3 separate regions of the Homo sapiens genome follow, and regions 1 and 2 are each linked to region 3. The links are chromatin contacts, found by Hi-C in ENCODE. All regions are on one chromosome and are shown on one strand. The core of a region is the stretch at or near the end of the contact, and the rest is flanking DNA. Distances in the headings are between cores, read along the strand shown. Region 1 holds the start of AP2M1 (adaptor related protein complex 2 subunit mu 1). Region 2 has its middle 31 kb from the start of LINC01206. Region 3 holds the start of LAMP3 (lysosomal associated membrane protein 3).

The links. A loop is a pair of places that touch in the nucleus more often than their neighbours do. Pooled maps may share reads with other maps.
Region 1: a loop to region 3 is called in a pooled map, with 5 times the contacts of the local background. The contact joins the promoter of AP2M1 here to the promoter of LAMP3 in region 3. A Hi-C loop is called at or near these places in 4 of 50 pooled maps.
Region 2: a pooled map shows a loop between it and region 3 (4-fold over the local background). The contact joins the enhancer-like site here to the promoter of LAMP3 in region 3. A Hi-C loop is called at or near these places in 3 of 37 single-sample maps with no recorded cell type and 2 of 50 pooled maps.

Annotation. Positions count from the first base shown.
Region 1 is chr3:184,173,318-184,176,563 of GRCh38, forward strand. It overlaps AP2M1 (adaptor related protein complex 2 subunit mu 1), which reads left to right and starts at 1,538. Exons shown (of 12, transcript NM_004068.4): 1 at 1,538-1,642. DVL3 (dishevelled segment polarity protein 3) reads left to right here. Exons shown (of 15, transcript NM_004423.4): 15 at 1-297. RefSeq lists enhancers at 1,586-1,655, 3,188-3,246 and a silencer at 1,866-1,915.
Region 2 is chr3:181,919,667-181,922,876 of GRCh38, forward strand. No RefSeq gene overlaps it. Among named protein-coding and RNA genes, the nearest start is that of LINC01206, 31 kb to the right of the region's middle. Within about 2 kb of position 1,676, at least 2 of the 41 ENCODE cell types and tissues checked have a DNase peak (open chromatin) inside an H3K27ac peak, as active enhancers do.
Region 3 is chr3:183,161,135-183,164,394 of GRCh38, forward strand. It overlaps LAMP3 (lysosomal associated membrane protein 3), which reads right to left and starts at 1,600. Exons shown (of 6, transcript NM_014398.4): 1 at 1,473-1,600. The coding sequence starts at 1,521. RefSeq lists an enhancer at 779-988 and a silencer at 1,601-1,810.

The sequences.
Region 1 (3,246 bases), core at 288-2,787, 1.0 Mb after region 3:
CACTCTGTCTTGAATTTGGCCCTCCCTCTCCCCTCTCTACTTTAATTCATTGGAGCATGGGATTTGGAGTTAGGTGGTTTTGGGTTTGAATTCCAGCTCTACTATTTTTGGTTGTGTGATAGAGTTATTTAACCTCTCTGAGCCTCAGTTCCCTCGTATGTAAAATGATGATAATAATACCTACCTCACAGGGTTGTTGTGAGGATTTAAATTAGATATTGTACGAAAAGTGCCTAGCACAGTGCCTGGCACACAGTAGAGTAGGTGCTCAATAAATGGTAGCTATTATTATTATTATTTTATCATTATTATTATTTACTCTAAATTGGTAGCAGTTTAGGGTATTTTTGGAAGATAAAGCTTTTGCAAAGGTAGAAGTGAAGCCTTGAGTGCTGGTTCAAAAATTAGAAGTGCCTGTATTCAGTCACTTAATGACTTCAGGCCGTGACTATGATGTGAGAGAGGTCAGATCTTCATCCTGCCACATCGTGGCTTCTGGCTGGAGGCTGGGAAGGACTGTAACATTTGCAACCAGATCTGTCCTTTCTTGCCCTTCCTTCCTCCCATGACAGGCGTAGTCCTGCCCAAGGAAGGCAGCAGTTTATCTCTGCCTACAGAAAGAGAAGAGCCAACAGATTTTCTTAAGACTCTGCAAGAACCAAGCAGGCCTTTCATGTGTGAGGGTTGGGTCTGTCTCCTCAGCTTGGATGTAAAGATTCTGTTTATCAAAGAGGGGATTTCAAATCCCATGTCAAACTAAATTCAACTCTTCGAACGTCTTCTAAGCAACATATATGCCTGTCACTAGAAGGCATACACAGTCGCATAGGTATAGCTAAGGAGAACATCGGCTCGTTCATGAAAAGCTGTAGCTGACCTCCGGGAAGAGTGTACAGTCATGGACTTATTTGTGAAAAGGTTTAGTTTCTTCCAAGTAGTCGCCTCCTTCCTCCCCGCTCCTCTCCTTGGGTCTTGATCCCTTGGAAAAAGCTCATGTCCGGAACAAATATATGAGAAAAGCTTGAGAGAATCAGAGGTAGTGTTAGAAAGCAGTAAATTCAGCACAAACACTTCTACTGCCCAGTTGTATTTATTTGTGTGTAAAGTGAGGACAGCCAGTCCTGGGACTCTGGAGACAGAAAAGGCCTACAGCAATCCAAGGCTTAACAGATGTGCTTCCACAAATGGCATTAATATCCCAAAGCTCTCCAGAACACAAATAGGAACAGGAGGAAGTGCAGGGACTACAATTCCCAGAGCGCTCAGTGAAAAAAAAAAAAAAAAAAAAAAAAAAAAAAAAAATGAGGCGGGTGGAGCGGTGTATGCTGGAATGTGTATTTCTGGTAGGGCCGACTAAGGCCACGCCTACCCCTTCCTGAGGCGGGGGCGGTTTCTCGAAGGCAGTCGGTAGTTGTAGTTTTGCTAAACCTAGAGCGCTTCAAATTGCAAGCAAGGAGGCCGCGAGGCCTGACGGGATTTGTAGTCGGCGCTAGACGCCGGCGCGCACGCGCAGCCGGGGCCGGGGCGGGGCGGCGGCACTGCGGTGAAAGCCGAGGCAGCGGGCAGACGAGCAGGGGGCGGGCGGACATCTTGGGATCCGGAGAGTGGCCGGGCCGGCAGAGCAGGGGGCCGAGGACACCAGGTGAGCCGGGGATCTGGCCTTATGGCGTGGAGGAGGACGCTGCGGGTCGTCTGCCTCGCCGCGCAGCTTTGTCCTGCCCTGCACTGAGCTGGCGGAAAGCTGCCCACACCCGGGAGTGGCTTCAGCCTTCGGACCCGGGAGCTAGCTGACGGTGGGGCGGGGGCGCCCGGGGCGCGATTGCAGGGCTGGCGGGGAGCGGTGCCCTCCACCTGACCCGCCTGGCGCCTCCCATGAGAGGGATACCGCTTGGAATCCTCCCAGAGCAGGAACGCTGCGCAGCGCCCCCTCCCTAGGATCGTGCCAACCCCCTACCCCTCCGCGCAAGGACAATTTCCCCGTCTCGTAGGACAGTGACACCCCTTTGTGCCGCCGCCTTGCACCGTGACAGGTCTCACGCCATGCGGCACCCCCTCCTCTTAGTTCAGTGGCACCCCGCGGCTCTTCTTCCTTAGACCTGTGACAGCCCCCGCACCCCCATGGCACCATCTTTTCCCACAATGTCCTCCCCAAGGCGAAAAGCCTACCACCCTCTCATTACTCTGCACCTGAACCCCAAGCAGGCTCTGTCTCCCCAGCTTTCCCTTATTCACCACTGTCAGTTCCCCCGGCCGGTTTTTCCTTCTTAAAGCCTTGACCTTTTCCATACTGGAAACCCTTACCTTTACGTTCACTCCACCAGCCCAGTTTGCTGCTGTGGGCTCACCTGAGGACGCTGCCTGGCTTTCACTGAAGGTCTTTCCCCTTAACTAAATGTTCCATTCTTGCCCAAGGCCCCCCTCTGGTTCTCGGGTGCCCTTCGCTACCTACCACTCGATACCTGTGGACTTGGTGCTTTGCCCCAGGCTCTACCTCCATTTTGCATCTCCTCTCCCAGCCTGTTTGGGACTGAGGGATGGGATGAGTCCACCACCTTGAGAGACCGCTCACCCCTCTGGAAGACCTTGACAGCCACAGGAAAAGGCTTTATTTTCCAGTTTAGAAAAGTCCTCTAAAGTACTCCCTGTGAAATTAATACCAGGGCTAATCCAGGAAATCTAAAACCAAATTAATGCCTTTTCTCAAACAGTCTAAATTAATTTGACCCAAATAATTTGGATAATTCAGGCATCCTGACATCCCTGCTTCTTGCTTATAGGCACCCAGGCCAGAAATGAGTTACTTCATGGGCCTGGAATCACGATTTCAGATGGAAGGATTTCTTAATTTTATGAGCCTGCGCCACCCCCACCCCCCAGTCCTTATTTTTATTGCATTCCAGAGCTTTTTGAAAGGGGGGTGGTAATCAGAAATAACTGTAATAAGCAGCTTGGGTGATGGAAGTGTAGTCTGCCAGCCCTAGGACCTTCCTCCTGTGCCCTTTGCCTGCTTATTCCACTGCCTGGAAGAGGTTAAGCCACACTCCCGGGTCCACATTAGGGCCTAAGGGCTCCCTTCTCTTCTCCTTATACCCTTTCCTGGAATGTTTGAATTCTGTGAATTAGAGTGCCGGAAGTTCAGGCCCTGCGACCTTCTCTGAAGGGTAGTGGAGCCCAAGAGACTGGATGCTCTAAAGGTTATGCCTGGGGGCCCCAGGCCTGAACCAACTGGAGTAATGCCTACCGCCA
Region 2 (3,210 bases), core at 426-2,925, 1.2 Mb before region 3:
TTGCTTTGATTTGAATATTTTCTTATTCTTCCTAAGAGCCAGTGATAGCCTTGGGGACATCGTGGCACAGTCAGGGTTAGCTACCCTGAGCCTAAGTGTGCTTAGATTTGCTGTTCCAACTGGAAAATAAAAAACAAAAAACAAAAAAACAACCAACAGGGCCGGGCGCTGTGGCTCATGCCTGTAATCCCAGCACTTTGGGAGGCTGAGGTGGGCAGATCACGAGGTTAGGAGTTCGAGACCAGTCTGACCAACATGGTGAAACCCCGTCTCTACTAAAAATACAAAAATTAGCCGGGCTTGGTGGCACGCGCTTGTAATCCCAGCTACTCAGGAGGCTGAGGCAGGAGGCCTCCTTGAACTCAGGAGGCGGAGGTTGCAGTGAGCCGAGATCACGCCATTGCACTCTAGCCTGGGTGACAGAGCAAGACTCCATCTTAAAAAAAAACAAAAGCAAAACAAAACAAAAAAACACCCAAATTGGTCATCAGTGAAAAATCAGATTAGCCACGCAAGTTGTCTCAAAGAAATAACTAATATCATCAAAACACAATAATCCAGTGACCTTCCTTAACAGACCAGACCAAGAAATGTAAAGGTAACTTAATTTTCTTAAATGTGTCATGCTACATGCTAAATAAATAAGAACATGAAAAAAAAAGAGTATATGGAAACAGAGGATGAAGTTTCTAAGCGCACCATGCATGTATCTACAACATCACGAATCTCTTAACTTTTCTTCCTCCACCTTCCGTACCCTCCCTGACCCCTAATTAGGATTATGTGTACTTGCCTATGAGTTCTCAAATAGCTAATGATACAAGGCTTTTCCTCAAACTCCTCCTTAGAAACATAGAACTCATTGTCATGAAACAAACATTTTCATATACTTTCTTGGGCAGGCTTTCTTCCCATTTAAAGAAAGCAATATTTACTTTTCAAGTGCTGTGACTAATTTTAGCTGAAAAAATTGGCTTGCTATAACGTGGACATAGCCTGTGGTAATAGGCTAAGTATTTAATTCAGCTTTTGCATCATTCCAGGTAAAGAAGCTGGTGTAAGAATTTTTAAATTTAAAGCAGACTTTTTTTTTTTCTATAGGAAGACTTTCGTATTCATAGTCATTTATATTATAAAATAGCTTCTTATTTACAGCTCCTCTCTCAACATTGACAGGGTAGTAAAAAGAGGCAAAATAAAACATTATCCGGGAGGCTGAGGTGGAGAATCATTTGAATCCGGGGGGTGGAGGTTGCAGTGAGCCAAGATCACATCACTGCACTCCAGCCTGGGGGACAGAGCAAGACTCCGTCTCAAAAAACAAAACAAAACAAAAAACAAAACAAAAAACAACAAAAAACAGAAACAAAAACATTATCAGGTAAAAGCACATGGTGTCTCTTGAATATTATTCGGCAATTTTAAAAGTTTATTCTTTCTGGGAAGAGAGCCTTTAGTCATTTTGCAGAAACCACTCTGGTTTGTAAATTAACTACATAAAACATTTTTAATCTTTGCACCTTGATTTAGTAGTTCCTTACTTGATCAAATTCCTTTTAACATCATGGGAGTTAATGTCTGAATAATTATTTTAGACTTGGGCTCAACACAGATTTCCATATGGGCAAATTCTAGGTAATGGGTGAAAAGTTTTGGTCTTTGTGTGTCAGGTGGAGGAGGAGGAAGTGAAACTTCATAGCTTTAGAAACTAATACATATTTTATTTCTGTTCTGTGTTCGATGGGATTTATAAATAGAACCAGGGGACTACCTGTGGAGGCCACATGTTGTTATATGGAAAAGTGAGACTTTGACATGTGCAAAATCCTGAGCATTATCCTGAAAATCTGTGTTCAGAAAAAACAACCCTTTAATCAGCTGCCCTTCCGATACAGGTGGTCTCCCAGGCAGCTTTTTCTGTGTGAACAAATGAACAAGGAGAGGAATCTGACTGGTCCATTAGTGAATAAGCTGCTTTTGGGGAAAAATGCGAACTGGATTAAGGCTGGATTTTCTAAGAAAGAGGATAGGATCTAAGACCTGGAGATTGGTATTTGGTTTTTACGCACACAATACCCTTTTAGTGATTCTAGTAGATCTAGAAAGGAAGTCTGGCCAACTCTCATCCACATGGGAAGAGGACCTAAAACTAGTACTATGGGAGCCTGAGTAGGCTTGAGGGTAAAGGGTTTGGGCAGGGCTGGCCCAAGGCAAAACTGTGAAGAAGGGAAAGCTTGGTTTCCAGATGAACTCCCAGTCCCAGCCTTACCCCAAGTCCAGGCTCCCAGTAACTTCCAATGGGGGCACCACAATTGTCCTTTCCTGCTTGAGCCTGGATTGCTTGGTTGGGATCCAGATTATAAAAGATGTAAGAAACAGTAAAACAAGCAACAAAAGCCAACAATTTATGTATGTATTTGTGATTATGAAGATAGTAGATGTTAATTACAGAAAATTTGGATATTCAATAAAAAATAAAGAAAATGGGTTACTTTTATCCATCCCTCAGAGTGAATCTTAGCATTTCTGTACATTCTATTTCTATTATACACAAATACATCACACACATTTTGGGCGGGAGTAGGGATATCACAGTTGACCTTTAAGATTATTTTTTCTCTCCTACTCATTAACATTTTTCTGTTCTATATTTCATTCCTTTAAGATCTTGTTGAACACTAGAGGAACAGTCAGTTTTGTGGCAATGTGACATATGCACAACTATACAATAAATATCATAGTTACTATGGCAAAAATGAGATTGGGGAAACACTCAAAAATACTTTGTCAGTGACACATGAAATAAGAGAAAGCTAATAAAAGTGGTAGCACAGTTGTACCCATGTTAAACGGTTAAGCAAGACATAACTTGTACAATAAATATGGCACTATCTCTTGAGAAAAAGCTATTGTTTACTTATGAAGTGGGCATTGGAAGGGTTGTACCTTGTGAGTTATTGTGCAGTGGTAGAAAGAAGGTTATTTGAAATCAACGGAAAGTCGTAACACCAGATGTGAATGGATGTAGCTTACTGTCCTCCATTTGGTATTGGCACCAAACATCACGGTTAAGTGATCTTTCAGTCTTCAATCTTGGGACATGTTTTTCTGTCTTTAAGAGGTAGATCCCTTCAGCCAGGCGTGGTGGCTCACGCCTGTAATCCCAGCACTTTGGGAGGCTGAGGCGGGCAGATCACGAGGTCAGGAGAT
Region 3 (3,260 bases), core at 350-2,849:
ATTTTTCAGTGAGGGAACTGAGCACCCGAAAGGTTGGGTGATGTGAACAAGGCCTCCCTGCTGGGAAGGGTCAGGGCAAGGGTTTGAATCCAGTTCCGTGCCACCCCTCAAAGGCCTCCACCTCTGAGGAAGAAACCTCTGATGCATCCTTCACCTAGCTCACCTCTGAGAATTTGTAGCTCAGAAAGGAACCGGTAATGTGGGCATTTTCTCTCCACTTGCCCTTGCATTTGTCAATACTCACTGTATTTTTATTTTTATTTATTTATTTTTTTTGAGACAGAGTCTCACTGTTACCTAGGTTGGAGTGCAGTGGCATGATCTTGGCTTACTGCAACCTCCGCCTCTTGGGTTCAAGTGATTCTCCTGCCTCAGTCTCCCGAGTACCTGGGATTACAGGCGCCCACAACCATGCCCGGCTAATTTCTGTATTTTTAGTAGAGGCGGGGTTTCACCGGTGGCCAGGCTAGTCTCGAACTCCTGACCTCAAGTGATCCGCCGGCCTCAGCCTCCCAAAGTGCTGGGATTGCAGGTGTGAGCCACCACGCCTGGCCTGTCAATACCATTGTGTTTCTGAGCCTATCCATCCATTCAAGGAGCGCTCACATACAGGTCACTGTGGGTTACCGCTAGGCTGAGATTGTTTTGCTTTTTTAATAGCTTGCCCTGTGGAGCGTGATGATGACTTCCTCTTCTGTCCCCTAAAAGAACCTGAAACTGTAAGTGTGAAAGTGTGGCGCAGGGGAGAACTGCCTAGGCAAGGGCAGCTGGCACGACCCTTCTCACCTCTTCCCTAACATTCCTAGCATTCATGTTACAAGCAAGGGCCACCGCGCCCCCTGCTTGAGCATGTTAGCCGGGCGGTAGGGACGGAGACAGTTCTCTCATGACGTTCGAGTAACCAGGAAACTTCATCACAGGGACAACACCACAGCACCCGAGGACTCAATGTCTAGGGGGAAAAGCTCTGGAGAAAGCGGAGGGTCGGATCATAAAATAATCATAAACTCAGCGTCCCAGACGGCATCTGGGATGGGAAGTACAATGATCATTTAAAAAAAAAAAAGTCTTTGACACTCTTCCTACACCTTTCTGAAATGGCACAATCTGTCAGACCACATCTGATGCAAGGAAAAGCAAGACAGGAGCGCTTTTCCCGGATAACAAAGCCAAGACTCCCATTCCTAAACCCTAGCTCAGGTCTCCATCTCTTAAATCCGAGTGACCTCTACAAACTCTCCCTGAGAAGGTGTCCAGAACCCTTTTGGAAGCGAGGGACAGTGTCACTGTCTTTGGGGTTGACACCTGCTCTGAGTAACTCACGGAAAACAAGTTCCAGCTGGGAAGCCCTTGGACGCGCCACACCTCCCTACCCGCAGCCCGTCCTGTGGCGCCCGGGACTCCAGAGTGCGTTTAGATGAAAGGGGACCGACACGTCAGGGCCACCGCGGGAAGCGCTGAGGGCCACTCACCGGCCAGGGACGCGAAGAGCGCGGCCGCCGCGCTGAGCTGCCGGGGCATGGTGGGCGCTGGGCGAGGTTCTGCAGCGTGCGGCGAAGTCCGGGCAGGCCCCGAATCGGTGCCAGAGAAACCTACCTGTGCCGGAGAAACGAAACCACCTGCTTATGAGAAGCAGCCGAAAAGCCCGCCCAGGGCCGCTGGGCGGGGAGGGAAACTCCGCCGGCCCCCTCCTACCCCTACGGAGCAGGGAGGGGCGGGGACTCGGCGCAGCCGCCGGGGCCCGGGCCTCTGGGACCGTTTACCGCACGCGCGTGGTCCCGGCAGCGCCGGCCTCCTCCGCTCATACCCTGGGTCTCCTCCTTTCTTTTTCTTTTCTTTTTGAGACGAAGTCTCGCTCTGTCGCCCAGGGTGGAGTGCAGTGGCGCGATCTCGGCTCACTACAACCTCTGCCTCCCGGGTTCAAGCGATTCTTCTGCCTCAGCCTCCCGAGTAGCTGGGATTACAGGCATGCACCACCACACCCGGCTAATTTTTGTATTTTTAGTAGAGACGGGGTGTCACCATATTGGCCAGGCTGGTCTCGAGCTCCTGACCTCGTGATTCGCCCGCCTCGACCTCCCAAAGTGCTGGGATTATAGACGTGAGCCACCGAGCCCGGCCAGGGTCTCCTCTTTTATTTCTTTTCTTTTTATTTCTTTTGTTTTGTTTTGTTTTGTTTTGTTTTTTGAGACAAAGTCTCGCTCTGTCGCCAGGCTGGAGTGCAGTGGCGGGATCTCGGCTCACTGCCCTGGTTCAAGCGATTCTCCTGCCGCAGCCTCCCGAGTAGCTGGGGTTACAGGCGCCCGCCACCACGCCCAGCTAATTTTTGTATTTTAGTAGAGACGGGGTTTCACCCTGTTGGCCAGGCTGGTCTCGATCTCCTGACCTTGTGATCCGCCCGCCTCGGCCTCCCAAAGTGTTGGGATTACAGGCGTGAGCCACTGCGCCCGGCCCAGGGTCTCCTCTTTTCTAACAGCTCGGGTACCTTTCTGGGAACCCAGAGACGCTTCTCAGCCGGGAGAAAGCCAGCCACTAGGCGAGCAGGAGCCTAAAAACCCCTAAGCACCCTGACTCCATGTCTTCCCAGGGAGTCTGCGGCAGCCGCGCTCCACGCCCAGGCCTCGCCAGGACCGCGGTTTGCGGGAAGCAACAGGAGCACAGCCCAGAGGCGCTAGGTCTGGCTGGGAGCTCGCGCTGCCGACTCCCCGGCGTGCGGCGTCGGGGAACCTCTAGGAGCCTTGGATTCTTCAGCTGTAAAACGGACATAATAATGCCCACTCCCAGTGTGTTTTTTTATTTTCTTTTTTCTTTTTCTTTCTTTGTTTTTGTTTGTTTGTTTTTGTTTTTGTTTTTGAGACAGGGTCTCACTCTGTCGCCCAGGCTGGAGGGCAATGGCGTGATCTCGGCTCACTGCAAACTTGGGTTCAGGCGATTCTCCTGCCTCAGCCTCCACAGTAGCTGGGATTACAGATGTGCGCCACCACGTCCGGCTAATTTTTTGTATTTTTAGTAGAGACCAGGTTTCACCGTGTTGGCCAAGCTGGTCTCAAACTCCTGACCCCAGGTGATCCGCCCGCCTCGGCCTTCCAAAGATCTGGGATTACAAGCGTGAGCCACTGTGCCTGGCCCCAGGTGGTTTTACAGACCAGAAAATCCTGGAACAAAAAACACACAATATCGTTTTTTTTTTTTTTTTGGAGTCAGGGTCTCGCTCTATCACCCAGGCTGGAGTGCAGTGGCGTGATCTCGGCTCACTGCAA